Linked DNA regions of Homo sapiens: region 1 is linked to region 2. A link is an interaction called in ENCODE POLR2A ChIA-PET data of the cell type or tissue named here. Cell type or tissue: MCF 10A. All regions are shown on one strand. Links, peaks and the distances in the headings refer to the core of each region. The heading gives the core; the rest is flanking DNA.

What was found. ChIA-PET counts read pairs that join two places held together with the same protein. Peaks named below come from ENCODE experiments on the same cell type or tissue, not always from the same donor. Only the 100,000 strongest peaks of a DNase experiment are listed, where the experiment ranks them.
Region 1: POLR2A ChIA-PET joins it to region 2 with 16 read pairs; 14 of 35 experiments call an interaction of 5 or more read pairs at or near these places.

Annotation. Positions count from the first base shown.
Region 1 is chr5:10,355,103-10,366,060 of GRCh38, reverse strand. All of the region lies in intron 1 of MARCHF6 (membrane associated ring-CH-type finger 6), which reads right to left. Among named protein-coding and RNA genes, the nearest start is that of MARCHF6-DT, 6.5 kb to the right of the region's middle. In MCF 10A, for the core only: no CTCF peak of the experiment used is centred there; no DNase peak of the experiment used is centred there.
Region 2 is chr5:10,296,038-10,306,995 of GRCh38, reverse strand. All of the region lies in intron 1 of CMBL (carboxymethylenebutenolidase homolog), which reads left to right. Among named protein-coding and RNA genes, the nearest start is that of CMBL, 6.4 kb to the left of the region's middle. RefSeq lists a silencer at 6,664-6,840. In MCF 10A, for the core only: no CTCF peak of the experiment used is centred there; DNase peaks (open chromatin) are centred at 4,925 and 5,485.

The DNA of each region.
Region 1 (10,958 bases), core at 2,736-10,735, 58 kb before region 2:
CTCAGGAGGCTGAGGTACAAGAATCATTTCAACCCAGGAGGCGGAGGTTGCAGTGAACCGAAATTGCGTGACTGCATTCCAGCCTGGGCAACAGACCAAAAAACAAAAAAAAAGTATATATATGTATATATAACTATTTGCTAATATGGAAAGAGATATAACATTTTTAAATGACCACACTCCCTTACTTCCAACTAGGTAAAAACACCATAGCCTAAAGAAGAAAATGCAAAAAAAAGACAGCCACTGTAATTGGTCAGACGAGAACATGGGTAATTTTTCTTCCTTTCTCGTCCCCAAGTAGATAGTGTTTAATTGCTACTTTTACAATTACAGGCAGAAAAAAATGTTTAACTGCTCAAATTTTACAAAAAATATTTCCTTTTTGAGGGTGAGCGTATACCCATACACAAACTATGTGGGTTTGGGAATTAGGCCTTGCAAACACAGTTTAAAAATTCCAATTCTCGGCCAGGTGCAGTGGCTCACGCCTGTAATCCCAGGAGGCTGAGGTGGGCGGATCACCTGAGGTCGGCAGTTCATGACCAACCTGACCAACATGGAGAAACCCCACCTCTACTAAAAATACAAAATTAGCCAGGTGTGGTGGCATATGCCTGTAATCCCAGCTACTCGGGAGGCTGAGGCAGGAGAATCGCTTGAACCCGGGAGGCGGAGGTTGCGGTGAGCCAAGATCGTGCCATTGTACTCCAGCCTGGGCAACAAGAGCGAAACTCTGTCTCAAAAATAATAATAATAATAATAATTCCAATTCTCTATGTACCCCAAAGTTTACTTATTTTAGCTCACCAGATTACTATCGTTACTAAATTAAAAATTCACCTGTACTGTTGCTCCTGGAAGCCTGAAAACTGCACTTTCTGGCCTCCTTGCCAACTAGGCTTAAGTTAGAGTCTGTCAATGAGAAGCACTTCTGTGAGATCAGAAGAAGCAGGGAGGCTGGGTGCAGTGGCTCACACCTGTAATCTCAGCACTTTGGGAGGCTGAGGTGGGTAGATCAACTGAGGTCAGGAGTTCAAGACCAGCTTGGCCAACATGGTGAAACCCCGTCTCTACTAAAAATACAAAATTAGCCGGGCGTGGTGGCATGTGCTTGTAATCCCAGCTACTCAGGAGGCTGAGGCAGGAGAATCGCTTGAACCTGGGTGGCAGAGGTTGCAGTCAGCCAAGATCGCACCATTGCACTCCAGCCTGGGCGACAAGAGCGAAACTCCATCTCAAAAATAAAAATAAAGAAGAAGCAGAGAAACAGCGAAACCATTTTCTACTTGTTTCTAAAAACCAGCAGTTGCAGCTAATGGCAGGTACTGCAGACTCCTGCTAACAGATACGCAAGTCATGGTGGAGATTCTGCCCAACAGCTGTGGGCAACATCAAGCTTCAGCAGCACAGGCAATGAATGATTCCAACAATTTCAGCAGTAATGAGCTAGTTATCCATGTATCCCCTTCTCAACTCCAAATTCTCCCTTTCAGTCCCTGTTCAGTGATAGGGATGCTAAGCTTTTCTTTTCTTTTCTTTTGGCTAGGGGCAGTTAAACTTTGCCAGTAGAGGGTGCTGGAGGGATATCTAAGAAGAAAGGGGTGTTTTCTAGCTCCTGCCACACTATCAGTAGTTTTGTTTTAATGAACACCTTCATACAGCCCTGCTGATGAGGACCCAACACACTCCAGGACTTGCACAGGTACACACAGTGATATCCCAACTCCCTCTGCATAACTGCCCATCAACCTTGGCTCACCTGTACCCGGAAGGTTGCTTTCTGCTCCCCAGAAGAAGTGGTGTACCACTTTACACTCCCACCAGCAGTATATGAAAATTCCAACTGCTCTACCTCCTTACAAACACTTGGTACGGTCAGTCATTCTATTACCATTTTAGCCACACTAATAGGTATGTAATGATATCTCACAGTAGTTTTAATTAACAATTTTATTCAGATATATGTCATAAAGTTCACCAATTTAAAGACTTCAATTGTTTTAAGTATATTTACAGTTACGCAACCATCACCATAATCTTTTAGAACATTATCATCATCCCAAAAGGAAACCCTGTAACTATTAGTGGATACTTCCTACTCCATCTGCTCTCCCCAGTTCCAGACAACCACTAATTTCTCTATATATAGATTTGCCTATTCTGGACATTTCACACAAATAGGATCATAGAAAATATGTTCTTTTGTGACTGGCTTATTTCACTTATCCTAATGTTTATGAGATTTATCCAAGTTGTACCATGCATCAGTACTTAATTCCTTTGAACTGCTGGGTAATATTCTATTTTACAAATAGATCACATTTATCTACTCATCAGTTGATGGACACTGGGTTGTTTCTATTTGGCTATTATAAATAATACTGCTAACTCATATACAGGTTTTTGTGTGAATATATTTTTTGAATTCTCTTGGGTATATGAAATTTCTGGGTCATATGGTTACTCAGCTTATCTTTTTGAGGAATTACCAAAATCAGTCACACTATCTTACATTCCTAGCGTAACAAATGAAGGTTCCAATTTTTCTACAATGCTCACCAACACTTACCTGTTCTTTCTGATTATAGCCATCCTAGCAGGTGTGAAGTGGTGTCTCATTATGGTTTTGACTAATGATGCTTAGCATATTTGCATATGCTTAATAGCCATGTACATGTATTTTTTAGTGAAGTGTCTATACAAATCTTTGGACCATTTTAAAAACTGAGTTATTGTTTTCTTATTACTGAGTTCTGAGAATTTTTTATATACTCCAAGCCCCTTATAAGATACATCTTCTGTATCCTGTCTTCATTCTGTTAAGTGTCTTTCTAATTTTGAAAGAAATTCTGAATTTTGATGCCATCTGATTTATCCACTTCTTTTATGGATCATGCTTTTGGAGTCATACCTAAGAGATCTTGGTCTAACCCAAGATTCCGAAGAATTTCTCCTATATTTTCCCCTAGAAGTTTCATAGTTTTAGGTTTTTCATTGAGGTCTAACAGCCCTTTGAGTTAATTTTGGTATATGGTACAAGCTATAGCTCAAAGTTCTTTTTTTTTTCCTACAGCTATTCAACTATTCCAGTGCCATTTGTTGAAAAACGATATCCTTTATATTTTATGCAATTGCTTTTGCACTTCTGTCCAAAAATCAACTGTCCATGTATGTGTGGATCTATTTCTGGACTCTATCCTACACTACCAGACAAATGGATTTTAATTTAACAGTTAATTTAATTTTTTAAGGTGACTGCCATGTTTTCAGATACGTTAAGAAACTACCACTTGTCAAGTTTTGACATAGTATCAAAGAACATACAAACATCTGAAAATATTCATCCCTTTTCAAGCTATAAATCTGTGTGATGCCGAGTTTTTATATACACTAACCAAAACACTTAACAAAGTGACTGCAAAGGGAGAGATGAGAATCCAATTGTCTTATAATAATCCAGATAACGTTATTTTTATTAACATATATTGAGTTTATTGTTACTTTTAAATATTCTAAATAATTTGTATTCATTCTTCATTTCTAATATGGTAAATATCTATCTTTACATATAAAACCCACATAAACAAAAGTCCTTTGGGTCCTCAATTTTAAGAATGTAAAGGGGTCTTGGGACAAAGCTTTGAAAACCACTACTCTAGCTACATCAATGCTCTTCAAACTGTTCCATTCAATAGAAATGCCTCTTGGCACTTTTCAAGGACTTGGAATGAAGAAATGAAACATGCAGAAAACATTGTTGCACAGGTCCTAGATACGTAGTAGACATGTACCCAATATTTGGTAAATGGGGAAGTAATCAAAAAAGACATGGAATCTCCAATATTCTATTTCAAAAGTGTTATAACAGAACTGCACCCTAAACAGGGTAAATTTGTGTGTAAATTATACTTTATTAACCTGATTCCATCTTTACAGAATACATTAAGAGGTGACAGAAGGGAAGGAGAGAGACAGGAAAGTAAAAAGTGTATTACAGCCAGGCACAGTGGCTCACACCTGTAATCCCAGCACTTTGGGAGGCCGAGGTGGGCGGATCACCTGAGGTCAGGAGTTCAAGACCAGCCTGACCAACATGGAGAAACCCCATCTCTACTAAAAATACAAAATTAGCCAGGTGTGGTGGTGCATGCCTGTAATCCCAGCTACTCGGGAGGCTGAGGCAGGAGAATCCCTTGAATCCAGGAGGCGGAGGTTGCCATGAGCCGAGATCGCGCCATTGCACTGCAGCCTAGGCAACAAGAGCTAAACTCCGTCTCAAAAAAAAAAAGATATTATAATGAAGTTAAGTTATAAAAAATAAGTGTACAGGGAATGCTTCAGTCTTCCAAGCCTTCAAGAATTCATGTCTATCATGGGCTGAATTGCACTGCCCCTCCCCCCGTAATTCACGTGTTGAAGCCCTAACCTGCATGTATACACAATGTAACTATATTTGGAGACAGGATCTTTAAAGAGGTAATTAAGTTAAAATGAGGTCCTTAGAGTAGGCCCTAATCCAATATGACTAGCGTCTTTAAAAAAAGAAGAGATTAGGACATAGAGGGACAACTACATGAAGACATACAGAGAGAAGACTACATGAAGACACAGAAGACAATCATCTACAAGCCAAGGAGAGAGACCTCAGAAGAAACCAGGCCTACCAACACCTTCATCTCAAACTTCTAGCCTCCAGAGTTGAGAAAACAAATTTCTCTTAAGCACCCAATCTGTAGTACTTTGTTACAGCAGCCCCTGCAAACTAAAACAATATCTAAAACTGAACTACTTATCTCTTTCCATTCCCATTTGAAATAATATAAAAATCAATCATTTTTAACTCCTCCTCCTTATATTACCTCTTCAATTACTATGTTCTATTAATTCTACCTTGGTCTATTTCTTCTTTTCCATTCTTTCCATTCCCTCTACCTTAATGTAACTCCTATATCTCATCTAGCCTACTGCAACAGCATTCTAAAATATAGTCTGAATTATTAAGTTTTCCCTTGGGGGGTTCTTACTTCCTATTCACTTTTCAAGAACTCTTTCTGTTCTAACTGTATTATACTAAAAATAAGTGATCTTCATAGTCTTACAGGACAGAAGTAAAACCCACTAAAGTAAGCCTGGCCTGGAAGAAATGGGAAGTAGGCATCTGGAAGAGGATAGCCCAGCAATAATCACTCACAGGGCTTCAGTCTAAAAAGTATTCTAATTGAGCAATATAGCAGATCTCTTTTGCACTGTCTTACCAGCTCAAGAATGGACACAGCCAGTCATGATTCTTATTCTTCCATTACCTTTCCCACCACCACCCAGCTACCTGGATCAAAAGGATAAGCAACTGACCCAAGATGAGCCAGTGAGATTGTAGCTTCCAGAAATTTGAATTTAAGACAAACAAAAACTTGTCTTAACCAGGAAAGAGATAGACTCAGTAACCCTGGGGGATTGGTTTCAGGAAGTCCACAGGTGCCAAAATCCACAGATGCTCAAGTCCCTTATGTAAAACAGCATAGTATTTCCAAGTAACCTATGCACATCCTTCCATATACAGGAGTCCCCTGAACAAGAGTTAGGGGCACCGACCTCCTGCACAATCAAAAATCCACATACAGCCGGGCGCGGTGGCTCACGCCTATAATCCCAGCACTTTGGGAGGCTGAGGCAGATGGATCACCTGAGGTCAGGAGTTCAAGCCAATATGATGAAACCCCATCTCTACGAAAAATACAAAATTAGCCAGGCATGGTGGTGCATGCCTGTAATCCCAGCTACTCGGGAGGCTGAGGCAGGAGAATCGCTTGAACCTGGGAGGCGGAGGTTGCAATGAGCTGAGATGGTGCCACTGTACTCTAGCCTGGGCAAAAAGAGCAAAACTCTGTCTCAAAAAAAAAAAAAAAAAAAAAACACACACACATACAACTTTTGACTCCCGAAAAACTACTAATGGAAAACTACTAACAGCCTACTGGTGACCAGAAGCCTTCCCATAACATAATACAACATAAACAGTAGATTAATACACATATTGTACTACTTTTTTTTTGAGACGGAGTCTTGCTCTGTTGCCCAGGCTGGAGTGCAGTGGCGCGATCTCGGCTGACTGCAAGCTCCGCCTCCCACGTTCACGCCATTCTCCTGTCTCAGCCTCCCAAGGAGCTGGGATTACAGGCACCCGCCACCACATCCAGCTAATTTTTTCTATTTTTAGTAGAGACAGGGTTTCGCCATGTTGTCCAGGCTGGTCTCGAACTCCTGACCTCAGGTGATCTGCCTGCCACCGCCTCCGAAAGTGCTGGGATTACAGGCGTGAGCCACCGCACCCAGCCTTTGTATTACATTATACTAGGTATTATGAGTACTCAGGAGATTATTTAAAGTACAGATCTGTGAACATCACAGTTTGAACTACATGGGTCCACTTATACGCGGATTTCTTTCTTCAATAAATATATTGGAGAATTTTTTGGAAATTCACAACAATTTAAAAAAAGATGAACTGTGTAGCTTAGAAGGAGCAAAAAAAATAAAATTATGCCATGAATGCATAAACTGTATTATATGTATTGCGTACTGTATTATATGCTGCATTCTTACAATATGTATTGTAATATTATATACTGTATTCTATATTATATACTTTATTTTTACAATAAAGCTAGAGAAAAAAATTAAGAAAATCAGAAGGAAATTACATTTACAGCACTGTACCATATTTATTGATACCTGTCTGTTTACAAGATAAATCATTCTGAAATGGCCAGCAACCACAGCTACAAACCTCAATCTATGGCACATATGAAGCAATTCGACTTTTTCTTCATAATGTCATGCCTTTTTTCAGCTTCCTGGAGCACTTCCAGCATCACTTAGTGGCACCTCATATGGATCCCATCATGTTATTCAAAGTTTAGGGTACTGCACTAAATGCAATGAAAAATACAAGAGAATCCAGAGAGATACTTTTTACCATATACAATTTACTGGAGAGATGAGCTCCAACAACAGCAACACTTGAGCTCACAACAACAGCAACGGAAGGTGGCCACAAAATTATTACAGTAGCACAGTATGCACTACGGTTAATTTCATGCAGTTATGATTTAATACTGTATCTTTAAGTTTCTTTACATCTCTCAACTGTGAATGGTGCCATGTACAGTCTCCATTACATGTTTGTGTGTGTAAGTTTTGATAAATTTTAACATTTCATGACAGATTTGTATATATTTTATGATAGTGAGTAAAAGACTAGTATCTACATATATTTTATGCATTAATGACATAACTTTTTAACTTTCTCACTATTTCTAGACTACACAGTTCATCTGCAAGTTTTTTCAAATTGCTGCAAATCTCCAAAATTTTTTTCAATATATTTATTGAAGAAAAAAATCCATGTGTAAGTGGACCCATGTAGTTCAAAAACCCATGTTGTTCAAGAGTCAACTGTACTTTAAATTATCTCTAGATTACTTAGAATAATTATAACATAAATGTTATGTAGTCATCATACTGTATTGTTTGAGGAATAATGACAAGAAAAAAAGGCTGTACATGTTCAGTACAGAGGTAATCATCTATTTTTTTCCAAGTATTTTCCATCTGACATTGGATGAATCCACAGATGCGAAACCCACAAATACAGAAAGCTGGCTGCATATCAAGACAATTTATGTCTCACGTCAGCTCAAAACCCTCCCATAGCTCCCTATCTCACTATAAAAGTCAATGAAGTCCTACATGCTCTCTCCCCATTGGCTCCATATCTTTCTGACCTCATATTATACTTACTCTTCTCCAACTCTTTTACTCCGTTACAGCTACACTGCTCTCCTGGTGATTTATTGAACACTCTAGGCATGCTCCCATCTTAGACACTTCACATAGGCTATGTTCCCTCTGCCTGGAATGCTCTGCCCAGAGTATCTGCATGGCTAACTCCTTCTCCTTTGCTCCTTCTCAGTGAGGCCTTCCTTTACTGCTATATTTAAAACTGCGACCCCTAGTGAGCCAAGATCGCGCCACTGCACTCCAGCCTGGGTGACAGAGCAAGACTCCGTCTCAAAAAAAAAAAAAAAAAAAGCAACCCATGCCCTCATATCCTGGCACTTCTTATTCCCTCCCAATTCACTGTTCTCCACAGCGTTTATAACCTTCTAGTTATGCCATATAATTTACATGTTTATTTTGTCTTAAGCTAATAACTATAATGTAAGCTCTATGAAAGAAAGGATTTTCTCTATATTGTTCCTTGCCTAGCCCAAATGCATAGAATAGTGCCTGGCTCATAACAGGTCCTCAGTAAACATTTAACGAATAAATGCATGTACACTTGGTCACAAGCATGCCAAAACAGTGAAAGGTAATGCGTGGTAAGAAACATGCAGCAGACATCTCTGGAAACAAAGAAGACTGTGTGGGTCTAGAAAGAGAGGAACTAGCTGTCTGATTCTGACAACTTTCTATCCTTTTAACTCATTTCTTCCAAATTTAAGTTACCTCAAATTTTTGCCATAGTGATATAGAACATGATCAACCATAATACTCTTTAGCTTCACACTTTTCGAATGAATATGTTCCGTAAAGCATAAAGAACAGCTGCTTTGGTATTCTGTAATAAAATTACTAAGACTTTGTATTATGTTGTGCTAATACAAGCAGTAATTTAGCAAAATGGAAAAGAAAAAAAAAAAAACCTCAGCTTTATATCACTGAGCCGAAATGTGGGCATTCTATGACAAAATGTTTAATATTATCTTTGAGAACTGCACATCAACACTTGCAACATCTATTCCAATATTGTACTGCTTTTCCTTTAAAAAAAAAAAAAAAAAAGTATATCCTTGACCAAAGGATAGACTTTTCTCTGAAACTGAGAAATCTCAGTGCATTACAGGATCGGACTCCTAACCCATAAAATGAGGAGGGCAAATGTCTAAGGTCTCCTATAGCTCTGAAGTTTAAAAATGTCAGGATGGATAGCAGTTGACATAACACATCTGCACTCATACAAATAACATATACACAGTAAGAATGATTTATCCATCCCTGTATTATGAGAATGGATTATAAACCTGTTGATTTTACAAAAATTAATTTAATACTGAAGAAACTTTAGAGATCTTTAAAATCTAGCAAACAATTAGTATGAAACAGCCATGTCGGAACTAAGTATTACTACAAATGCATAACATTCTGAGCATCAGACTATCATATATGGTACCATCAGAGGCAAGCAATGTGCTATTTTTAAAAGGAAGGGAAGACTTACTATACGCACGGTTGATGTGTTTGTAACATTCTTAATCTCTTTGCTCAGAATATTAAAATATATTTTTAAAGGACAGAGAACCGGCCAGGAACGGTAGCTCACGCTCGTAATCCCAGCATTTTGGGAGGTTGAGGCGGACAGATCACCTGAGGTCAGGAGTTTGAGACCAGTCTGGCCAACATGGCGAAACCCCATCTCTACTAAAAACACAAAAATTAGCAGAGGGAGGTGGCGCGCTCCTGTAATCCCAGCTACTCAGGAGGCTGAGACAGGAGAATCGCTTGAACCTGGGAGGTGGAGGTTGCAGTGAGCAGAGATCATGCCACTGCACTTCAGCCTGGGCAACAGGGCAAGACTCCATCTCGGAAAATAAAATAAAATAAAATAAAATAAAATAAAATAAAATAAAATAAAATAAAATAAAATAAAATAAATAAAAAACAGAACCACAACAGTATAAGTGTTTTCAAAAGTAGGTGATACTGATTTTTTTTTAATTTAGTTTTATGTTTGGCCATACTTTGAATATCTCCTACCAAAAAATTTCTAAGCAGATTTAAAAAACCTAAGTCGCATTTTTTAAAGAAATAACCTATAATAACTGATTTCACAAATAGAACATTTTTTATTAGTTTTTTGGCATCTTTGCTATATCATTTTTAATCCTCTATAACCCTCCCTTTTCCTTTAAGTGTTATTTCAACTTAAATTTAATTGTAAAAATGTCAGAAGACTTCCAAACTGGAATTTTGCAAAAGCAGGCATGAGAATACGGCACTAAAATTCACTTGCATTTCATGACTAATAATTTCATAAAACAAAATAAAGCAAAATAAAGTTTCCACCAAATTATATAAATGATTCATCCTATAGAGGGAGTGACAAAAATAAATTTCAACATTGGACTTGTAGTATACACTCATAAATAAATAATCTAATTTAAGTGCGACTCTGACAGACATGAGTCTGAATCTTGCCTCTGCCATTTACTACCTGTATTATCCTGGACAAGTTACTTAATCATACTAACCATCAGTTTCCTCATCTGTAAAATGAAAATGCCGACTACCTAACGATGTGAGAGAATTAAATGAAATGTATATAAAGTGTTTAGTAAAGCACATACTACACGTTGAGTCTTCAGCACATGTTATTTTAACAGGCAACAGTGTTCAATAAATAAATGTTATGTATACCTTATCCTGATTATAATTTTACAAGAGAAAAAATATATTTAAGCACTAGAAGTACAGTGAAAATATTTCATGATTCCATACGTGCTTCGAGCGCAATTCCTGAATTACCACAGATTACTGTCACACCATAAAAGTATGCAAGTAGCAATGCCCAGGCCAAAAGAATGAGAATTGAATGTAATACGTCCGTACCTATCCTGTGATAAATACATGCCTTACTAGATTTACTCATTAAAACCTGAATCTAAAAGGATGTGAAACCTATGTAGATGGAAATTTACACGCAAGGACCACCTGTCAAAAAGAAATAGTTCGCAACCTTCAGCAGTTTCGCTTTACTATTTTTTCCAAAGGCGTCTCCAGTGGCGATTAGCTACACTCAGTGTATATAATAAACACACTGTGGCATAATGAAAGGGAAATTACTTGCAATCAGAATGCCTAGGTTCAAATCTGCCTCTTACTACCTGTGTAAAGCT
Region 2 (10,958 bases), core at 1,177-9,176:
GTCCACTTGCTGATGGAAGATGCCACCTGTTGTTTTCAAAGCCCATTTAAAATAAAGTGGTTAGTAATGAGCCTCGCCGGTATCCGGGGAATCCTGTCCAGGCCTGGGAACCCTATCCAGGCCTAGGAACAGCCAGAGAAAAAGCAGATTCTGCAGGGGCGTCGTTGGCATGTCTAAGAGGGCCATTGTGGGCTCATCCAGGTAGCTTCCTAATTCATGCTATCTCGACCATAGACACTTGGAAAATACAAGCATGGCTGCTGAAAAATAAATATTTGGAGAAGTTTGATGTTTGTAGAATCATCTAAGGATAAGTACTGGCCCTGCCTTCCCTGCTGCAAGATTGAAAATCACTTGCCATGCAAGTTCCTACAATGTTTAAGCAGTAAAGGAGAAACCTCCTGCCTTTCCCATTAGACCCCACTTTCCTGTGTTGTCTTGGGGTCCTCTGTAACCCTGAGCCCTGGATGCACTTCCACGTGGTTTCTATTTCTAAATTTCTAAAGCTTCCAGAAATGTATTCCTCCCTTCTCTCCTCTCCTCCCCGCTGCGCCTCCCTCCCTCCTGGCCTTCCCTTCCCCTACTTTGCAGACCTCTCTTCCCCCAGACCTCCCTCCTCCTCCTCTCTGCCCCCTCCGGGCTCAGGCTCTCCCAGGAGGCTGGAGATGTATTCCTAGACTTCCCTGCTTGTTATAATCCCAACTGCACCAGTCCCTTTTGCTTGTCAAAATCTGTTTTCTCTATTTCTGTTGGAGAACTGCGTTGTGCCTGGAAGTCTGACTTGTGAGTTATTTGAATCCTTAGGGCGTGAAATCAGGAAAACCACACCCTCACCATACTTTATCACCTCTCTTACCTGTCTGACTGCCAGTGTTAGAAAGGGAATGTTTGATTACATTGTTAAAAGATAATTTTCAGCCAAAGGTGAAATCGTGACTTTTATACAGATATAAAAGTGATAAATATTTTATTTTATTCATTAAAGAGAGAAATAGGCAGATGTTGTAACTGGTTCAAAAAAGAAGTCAAGAAGTGCAAATGTATACGGAGTAAAGGAGTGCCTTGTGAAGGTACACGCAGGAGAGGAGCATACCCTTGGAATTTGCAGATCAAACACTCAACTGTAAGATTGGGCACAGTGGCTCATGCCTGTAATCCTAGCACTTTGGGAGGCCGAGGTGGATGTATCCTGAAGTCAGGAGTTTGAGACCAGCCTGGCCAACATGGTGAAACCCAGTCTCTACTAAAATACAAAAATTAGCCAGGCGTGGTGGCATGTGCCTATAATCCCAGCTACTCAGGAGGCTGTGGCAGGAATATCGTTTGAACCAGTGGGGCAGAGGTTGCAGTGAGCGGAGATTGCACCATTGCACTCCAGCCTGGGCAACAGAGTGAGACTCCGTCTCAAAAAAAACAAAAAACAAAAAACAAAAAACACTCAACAGTGATCCCCATGGGTTTTGATGTGTAATTTTCCAGAGGGACATGCTTGTGTTAGGCAGAGTGAGGCTCCTTCACCCCTACAGAGTGACTCCTGTGGCCCCTCCAGCTCTGCCTCACACAAGCAAATCTCTCTGGAAAATTACACATCAAAACCCATGGGGATCACTGTTGAGTATTTGATCTGCAAATTCCAATTCCATATGCTCCTCTCCTGTGCATACCATCACATAGAAGTCATTCACACATATGCAGCACCTTGCAGCAATGTCTATGGGGAATCATGCATTTGTGCTGGTGGTGGCCAGTGTGGGCATTGCCGACGAACATGGCCACCAGGGTGTCCTGCAGGGCACTCCACAGAGCTAGGAAAAGCGTCCTGATTTCCAGAGACGTCACCAGTGGAGACCACAGAACTGACCTGGGGATGACCAGAAGGTGGCCCCAAACACATCTGCCATGATACAGAAAAGCCTTTATTGACAGCATGTGTAACGAGGACTCTGTCATGCATCTCAGACACACAGTCCTGCCCCAGCACAGGAGGAAAAGGAAACCTTCTTACTCACAATAAAGGACCTCATCATTTGTAAAAAGTGCCTCAGTGGAAAAGTACCCATGTCTATAGCACGCCCTGTGGGCTGTCTGATTCCAGCTCCATTCATTGTACTTGAGCCATTTTTAGGAGTAAGTGGCAGATCTGATAGATCTGTAAATTCTATCCCGTTTCCATGCAGAATTAATGGACTCTTTCCCCTCCTGTGGAAAAAAGTTAAAAAAAAAACATGTTGTCTAGGCTGGTCTCTAACTCCCAGCCTCAAGCAATCCTCTTGCCTCAGCTTCCCAAAGTGCTGGGATTACAGGTGTGAGCCACTGCGTTTGGCCAAAAAGATATTTTGTCTTCATTTGCAATTCATCTCAACATTTCTTTTGTCAACTAAAGAATGATGAGTTTCATAAATTTGGAAAAAGAGAGCTTTATTTCTCATAAAGTGTTGCAGCCCGCAAAGCGGCCATTCTGACAGGCTGGGAAGTGTAGTCTCTGGCCAGAAGCTGGAAACAGACCCTTCCAGTGTGGGAAGAATAGTACAGGGATCTGTGCTGAACAGTGTGGCCAAACACACAGATTCAATAAGCTATAGGAGGGGTTATGAATTTTTAAAATAATGGATTAGCTAATACTTTTGAGACAGGGTTTCATTCACTCCCCCAGGCTGGAGTGCAGTGGCATGATCATTGGCTCACTGCAGTCTTGACCTCCTGGGCCCAAGTGCTCCTCCTAGCTCAGCCTCCTAAAAGGCTGGGACCACAGGTGTGTGCCACCAAGCCTGGCTAATTTTCTAATTTTTTTTTTTTTTGTAGAGATGGGGTCTCCCTGTGTTGCCCAGGCAGGTCTTGAACTCCTGGACTCAAGTGATCCTCCTGTCTTGGCCTCCCAAAGTGTTGGGAGTATAGGCATGAGCCACTGTTCTCAGCCATGAATATTTTTGAAGGAGAACCGTGTACGTGGGCAATTGAGCTTTTTGCCTCTTCATGGGAGCCATGTTCAAAAAATGACTGCGTTAGCATGATCCAAGGGTGGTATTTTTGGCCCTCTGTTGTTAAAAGCTGAAGCAGAGGACACAAAAATCCTTACTGTGCACCCTCTGTAGACAGGCCAGAACCATGTCATGGTTGGTGTTTTGTTATCAGGCAAAAAGGAGGGCAGTGTCATGCGGCTGGGTGATATCAGTGTGGGGTTGTTTGAAGAGGCTAGTTTCTGTTTAGCCTTTAGAAAAGAAAGCCTCATGGTGATTAGTGAGTCAGGAGCGGATAATGAGAGGTGTGTGATCCCCCAACCCATAACTATATAACTGAGTTGTATGGCCAATAACTCAGTTTTTAAGGTTATTCTGGGGTCTCCTTGGTGAAGAGATGATCCAGTCAGTTGGTTGGGGGCTTAGAGTTTTTAGTTTACACTTTCCAGTGCTGCATTTGTGCTCTTTTGATTTTCCTTCAAGCCTGTTAGAACATCTGTTAGTTTTTTCCTGTCGTTCAAGTAGAGTACAATCCTCAATGTTGTTTGTTTTTATATCTGTTGAAGAGTGATGGTTTTACTTCTTTCTGAAAATTATCTTTTAATAAATACATGTGTTGTTGACAGAAGGAAGTCAAACTCTGTAAAATGTTTGAAGAGGTTTATTCTGAGCCAAATGTGAGGACCATGACCCATGACACAGCCCCCAGAGGGCCTGAGAACATGTGCCCAAGGTGGCTGAGTTACAGCTTGGTTTTATACATTTAGGGAGACATAGGAACTCGATCAATACATGTGAGGTATACATTGGTTCAGTCTGGAAAGGTGGGACAACTCAAAGATCGGGGATGGCAGGGTCAGGGTGGTAGCTTACAGGTCACAGGGGGATTCAAAGGTTTTCTGATTGGTGCTTGGTTGAAAGAGTTAAATTAATAATGAAAGACCTGGAATCAATAGAAAGGAGGGTCTGGGTTAAGATAAGAGGTTTGGGAGACCAAAGTTCTTATTATGTAGGTGAAGTCTCATAGATGGCTACCCTTAGAGGCAATAGATAGCAAATGTTTTCTGTTCAGACCTTTAAAAGCTGCCAGACTCTCAGGTAATCTTTTCAGGATCAGAAAGAGACCTGGAAAGGGAAGGGGATTCTCTACAGAATGTAAGTTTCCCCTACAAGAGATAGCTTTGCAGGGCCCTTTCAAAATATGTCAAAAATATTTTGGGGTAAAATACTTGATTTGTTTCAGGGCCTGCTGTCTATATCCTTGGATGCTGTATTTGAGTCAGGTTGGAATTTCATACCTTATTTCTACAAAAAGTCTGTTTCGTCAGTCTTGAGACCTCTGTTTGAATGTTAATGCTGGTCATTTGTGCCTGAACTTCAATGGAGGAGGGAATAATGAGGTATGTTGGACTCCTCCTTCCTGTCTTTTTTTTTTTTTTGAGACAGAGTCTCGCTGCAACCTCCTGGGTTCAAGCGATTCTCCTGCCTCAGCCGCCCAAGTAGCTGGGATTACAGGTATGCACCACCATGCCTGGCTAATTTTTTTTTTTTTTTTTTAGTAGAGACAAGGTTTTGCCATGTTGGCCAGGCTGGTCTTGGATCCTTGCCTCAAGTGATCCACCAGCCTTGGCCTTCCAATGTGCTGAATTATAGGCATGAGCCACTGAGCCTAGCCCCTCCTTCCTGTCATGGCCTGAATTAGTTTTACAGGTTTCTTTGGAATCGCCTTGGCCAAGAGGAGAGGTCCATTCAGTTAGTTGGGATGCTTGGAATTTTATTTTTGGTTTACAGTGCATTTGCAGGAGGAAGCTAAAATCCTGAAAGGTATATACAGAAAATATAGTACAGTTAGTTGAGAGTCAAGGGTATGTTCCCTGAGACTTGCCAGGGTAGAAACTGTTCGCCCTGCCCATTGTGGACTTGGCCCCTGGCACAAGGCGTGGCCTGGCTGCTGTGCCCACGTGGAGGGTCTGGGCAGGAGTCCAGCCTTCGACACACACGGGCGTCTCCTGTAGGAGAATAACCTTGCAGGATCAGCCTAGAGGGCTGCTCGCCTGGCTGTAAGCATTCCTTTTGCAAAATGGATGTCAACTGAAAATAAAGTAAAAACATTCAGATTAGAGGCTTCCTGGAATGGCCAGGATTTTCTGTGATCCCTAGGTCCTCATAGCCAACAAACAGCCCAGATAAGAAGTCAGCCCAGATAAGAAGTCAGCCCAGACCAGCCTGGCGAACATGGTGAAACCCCGTCTCTACTAAAAATATAAAAATTAGCCGGGCATAGTGGCGGGCACCTGTAGTCCCAGCTACTTGGGAGGCTGAGGCAGGAGAATCGCTTGAACCTGGGAGGCGGAGTTTGCAGTGAGCGGAGATCGTGCACTGCAATCCAGCCTGGGTGAGAGAGCGAGACTCCGTCTCCAAAAAAAAAAAAACCCGAAAAGAAAAAGAAAAAAAGAAAGCTCTACAGGCCTGAACTTGCTGCTTGTGTCTGAGGGGTGGGGCAGTCTTGGAACTGAGCCCTCACTGCCCCACGCGCCCCCACCCCTTACCTTTGGTCATGGTGTTGATGATCGCTGTATTGTGAGAGCAGAGGGAAACATGGCTTGAGAGTTTTTCTGAAATGGTGTCAAATGACAATGTTGAATTATTGAGTCTTACTAATTATAGTTCTATAATGTAGCTTATGAAAACCAAACCAAGAAAACTACAGTCCAGTTGTCCTTGATTGGATAACTAGTTATTAATTTCTTTCTTCTCAAAATCTAATTACTTTATTTCTAATTATGAAACACTAAGAATATTCAGTAATGTGAAGGGAATTATATAACAGCCACCCTTTCACATCACCCATATTTGAAAGATAATACCCTTTTGCCCTATATACTTCAAATCAAAACTTTTTAGGGAAATAAAACATAATAAAGCCCACGATCTCCATTTTTTCTCCCCTCTCTTCCCGGTAACCAATTGTCCTAATGGTGATAATTCATTCTCATGCGTGATACTTTTCCTACAGTATATTTATGAATAAAATGTATATTTTTGGTTGTTATTTATTTAGCATCAAAATGTATGTTTTTTGGTTGTTATTTAGAATCAAAATGCTATGTCTTTTTACATAGCATTATGTCTTTGAGATTTTTCAAGTTTTGTATTTCTATTTTTAAATAAAAATAAATATATAAAAAATATAAATATATATAAATAAATATATAAAAAATAAATAAATAAAAATAAAAATAAAAATGTCTCTCTTTGTTGCCCAGACTGGAGTGTAGTGGCATGATCATAGCTTACTGCAGCCTTGAATTCTTGGGTTCAAGTGATCCTCCTTTCAGTCTTCTGAGTAGCTGGGACTACAGGTGCATGCCACCATGCCCGGCTAATTAAAAAAATTTTTTTGTAGAGACGGGGTCTCCCTATGTTGCTCATGCTGGTCTCATACTCCTGGCCTCAAGCTATGACCATGCCTCGACCTCTCAAAGTGCTGGGATTACAGGCCTGAGCCACCATGCGGGTCTGGAGATTTATTATATTGATAAATTACAGGTGCAGCCTGTTCATCGAACTGTTGTGTAATATTCTTTTTATGAATGTATTTGTTTTCTAGGGCTGCCATAACATTACCAGATACTGGGTGACTTAAAGCAACACAGTGCCTCATAGTTCTGGAGGCCAGGAGTCCAAATTGAAAGTGTCAGCAGGGCTCTGCTCTTTCTGAAACCTGTAAAGGAGAGCCCTTCCTTGCCTATTCCAGCGTCTGGTGGGGGGCCAGCAATCCTTGGCTTGCAGGTGCATCCTTCCCATCTCCACCTCCATCTTCACACGGCCTTCTCTTCTGTGCGTCTGTTGTGTCTTTGTCCACGTTTTCCCCTCCTTAGAAGGACACCAGTCATTGGATTTATGGTCTACTGTACTCCAGTATGACCTCATCTTAACTACAGGACATCTGCAAGGACCCTGTGTCTAGTTAAGGTCACATGCACGGGGAGTGGGGGATAGGACTTAAACATGTATTTTGGGGGAATACAATTCAACCTACATCAATCAATAAATTACAGTTTATTCATTCTCCTGTTGATGGTCAATTAGATTGGTTCCAGGTGTTGTCATCATATTAGTGGTGCCAAGAACATTTTTCCATAATCACTGCATGTGCCTGTGTGGGCATGTGCAAATTTCTCTCTCTCTCTCTCTTTTTTTTAGATAGGGTCTCACTCTTAACACCAAGCCTGGAGTGCAGTGGTGCAGTCTTGACCTCCTGGGCTCAAGCAATCCTTCCACCTCAGCCTCCTGAGTAGCTGGGACCACAGGTGCACACACCACCATGCCTGGCTAATTTTTCTGCTTTTTTTTTTTTTTGGAGAGATGGGGTTTTACCATGTTGCCCAGGATGGTCTCGAACTCCTGGGCTCAAATGATCCCCCCGGCCTTGGCCTCCCAAAGTGCTGGGATTACAGGCATGAGCCACCATGTCCCACCACATGTGACATGAATTTCTCTAGGGAAACATCTAGTGGTGGGATATCTAGGGTGCGGGGCATCTGCTTCTTTAACTTTGCTAGACTCCTTCCAGGGTTTGTATCATTTCACATGCCCTCCCATTTCCCTACAAGTGTACCATCATCTCTGTGTTAACAGACTTTTGCCAATCTGCAAGATGGAAAATAGTATTTCATTCTTGTTTTTATTATAGTTTCCTTAAGAACAGTGAGGTTGAATATCTGTTCATATGTTTATGGGCCATTCAGGTGTACTTTTTTGTAAATTGCCCATTCATATGAATTTTTCTATTGGGTTGTCTTTTTCTTGGTGACTTATAAGAATTCTTTATATATTTTATCTAGACACTAAGTCCTCTGTTCCTAAAATAATACCTTCTCCTAGTCTATCTTGTTTTCTCACTTTGTTTATGGAGACTTTTATCTTGATATTAATGTTAATCATTATCTTATTAATCTTTCATCTTAGTTACTATCTTATTAATGCAATTTTAAGAGCTTTTTGTCATGGAAAATCTCAAGCATATATAAAAGTAGAGAGATTAGTACACAGGACACTCCAGCTGCACCACCATCAGCACGTGGACACCTTGTCCACCCTACCCCACATGGAGCTATTTTGGGTTTTTGTTTGTTTGTTTTTTGAGATGGAGTCTTGCTCTGTCGCCCAGGCTGGAGTGCAGTGGCGCGATCTCGTCTGACTGCAGCCTTTGCCTCCTGGATTCCAGTGATTCTCATGCCTCAGCCTCCGGAGTAGCTGGGATTACAGGCGCTCACCACCATGCCTGGCTAATTTTTGTATTTTTAGTAGAAACGGGGTTTTGCCATGTTGGCCAGGCTGCTCTCGAACTCCTGACCTCAGGTGATCCACCAGCCTTGGCCTCCCAGAGTGCTGGGATTACAGGTGTGAGCCACCGCACTCAGCCCAAATGGGGCTATTCTGAAGTAAATCCCAGACCTCTGGTCATGTCATCTGTGGGTACATCATGATATCATGATGCATCTATGAAAGACAAGGACTCAAAAACACATGGCTGCAATGCCATCATCTTCCCCTGCCAAAATTCACAATAATTTGCAATTTCATCAAATATCCACTTAGTATTCAGTTTTCTGCAGTTGTCTTTCCTTTTTTTTTAAATTGGTTACCATGAAATGGGATTTATAATCCTTTTCTTTATGGTTTATGTTTTTTGGGTCAAATTTAAGAAATTCTGCCTTATTCCAAAGTACAAGAAAAAAGTATTCAGTATTTCCTTCTGATTGTTGAAATTTCGCCTTTCCTACTTAGATTTCTAGCCACGCACTGGGGTATGTGGGGATCCATGGTGATTTGTTTTCTTACCTGGGTAGCTCAGTGCTGCAGCCGTGCCCCATTGATGGCCAGTCCCTCCTCCCCCCACAGGTCCCTCCTGCCCCCTCTCATGACTACAGAGCCCATTGTATCTGACCCCCTCTCTCTGCCTGCTCTGCGCCTGCTCTTCGCCTGTTCCCACTGCTGGACCTGGCTGGAGGAAACAGCCATACGTACTTCTCGCTGGTCCCCTGTTTTCCTGCTTATCCTCTCCCCAGCCCTCGTCCCGCCTCTCACCCTGAGCTGCTGACTCTGCTTCTCAGTTCTGTGAGCAAACAGATGCCAACAGGGAGCATCCACACTCTCCCGCCCCACACCCACCACCACCTGTGTCTGTGTCCACGTCCTCAGCCTCCCTTGGGTGCGTGAGGACTGTCCACGCTGCCAAAGAAGGCAGCTCCTCTGCTATGCGCCAGACCCTCCTGTCACACTCTCCAGTTCCCTCTCTCCCGGGGTCATTGATTGTGTTTTGTTTGTTTTCCTTTCTATGGTATCATTCTCATCCACGTACAAATAGGCTGAGATTTCTTCCACTTTAAAAAAAAAAGGCTCATCCCTGTGTCTTCCCTCCATCTTTTGCACAGTCTCTTTGCTCTTTTTTTTTTTTTTTTTTGAGATAGAGTTTCGATCTTCTTGTCCGGGCTGGAGTGAAATGGTGCGATCTCAGCTCACTCTAACCTCTGCTTCCCGGTTCAAGCGATTCTCCTGCCTCAGCCTCCCAAGTATCTGGGATAATAGGCATCCACCACCCTGCCTGGCTAATTTTTGTATTTTTAGTAGAGACGGGGTTTCCCCATGTTGGTCAGGCTGGTGTCGAACTCCTGACCTCAAGTGATCCACCTGCCTCCGTCTCCCAAAGTGCTGGGATTACAGGTGTGAGCCACCACGCCCGGCCTCTTTGCTCCTTTTTCTGTCAAAAGTCTTCTAAGAGTTTTCTGTGTTCACTCTCTTTAGTTCTCTCCTCTCTCATTCTCTCTCTCTCTCTCTTTTTTTTTTTTGAGATGGAGTCTCACTCTATTGCCTAGGCTGCAGTGCAATGGCGTGATCTCGGTTCACTGCAACCTCCGCTTCCCAGGTTCAAGCAGTTCTCCTGCCTCAGCGTCCCAAGTAGCTGGGATTATAGGCATGTGCCACCACGCCTGGCTAATTTTTGTATTTTTAGTAGAGACGGGTTTTTACCATGTTGGCCAGGCTGGTTTTGAACTCCAGGCCTCAAGCAACCCACCCACTTTGGCCTCTTAAAGTGCTGGGATTACAGGCGTGAGCCACCGCGCCCAGTCTCCTCTCAGTTTCTTTTAAGCCCACTATGATTATGCTGTCACCCATGCCCTCGTCCAAGCCTGTCCTTGTGGAGGTCACCAATGACCTTCACTTTGCCAAACGCGGAGGGCAACACTCAGCATTCATTGTTCTCCCCTCAACACCCATTCTTCACTTGGGTCCAGGACACCACACTTGGGGTCTTCCTCCCCCGTCACTGGCTGTTCCTTCTCAGGCTCATTCCTCACTCGCTGATTCCTTCCCATCTCCCTGAAGTGTTAGTGTTGAAGGACCCCAGGGCTCAGTCTTCTAGATTTCTCTTTTCTTCATCCACCATTATTCCCTGAAGGATGTCATTCATTCTTAAAGTTTAAATATCACCTACAGGCCCGGCACAGTGGATCACCTGAGGTCAGGAGTTTGAGACCAGCCTGGCCAACATGGTGAAAACCCATCTCTACCAAAAATACAAAAATTAGCCAGGTATGGTGGTGCTCGCCTGTAGTACCAGCTACTTGGGAGGCTGAGGCAGGAGAATTGCTTGAAACTGGTAGGTGGAGGTTGTAGTGAGCCGAGATTGTGCCACTGCACTCCAGCCTAGGGGACAGAGTGAGACTGTGTCTCAAACAAACAAACCAAACCCACATACAGTCATTCTTGGTATTTGTAGTAGTAAAGTCCCTACAAACACTGAGTTAGCAAATCCTAAACCATTCCTCCTGGGGAAAATACAAGGTTAGCTTCCTGTAAACCTGTGGCCTGGTCACAGCGGTTTCCTCAGTTGACCCATACATAACCCTGGTTTTATGTGTGTTTTTGTGGAAGATACCATTCTAATATATATTGTTGACTCATTAACAGGAAGCTCATGGCCAACAGGACTGT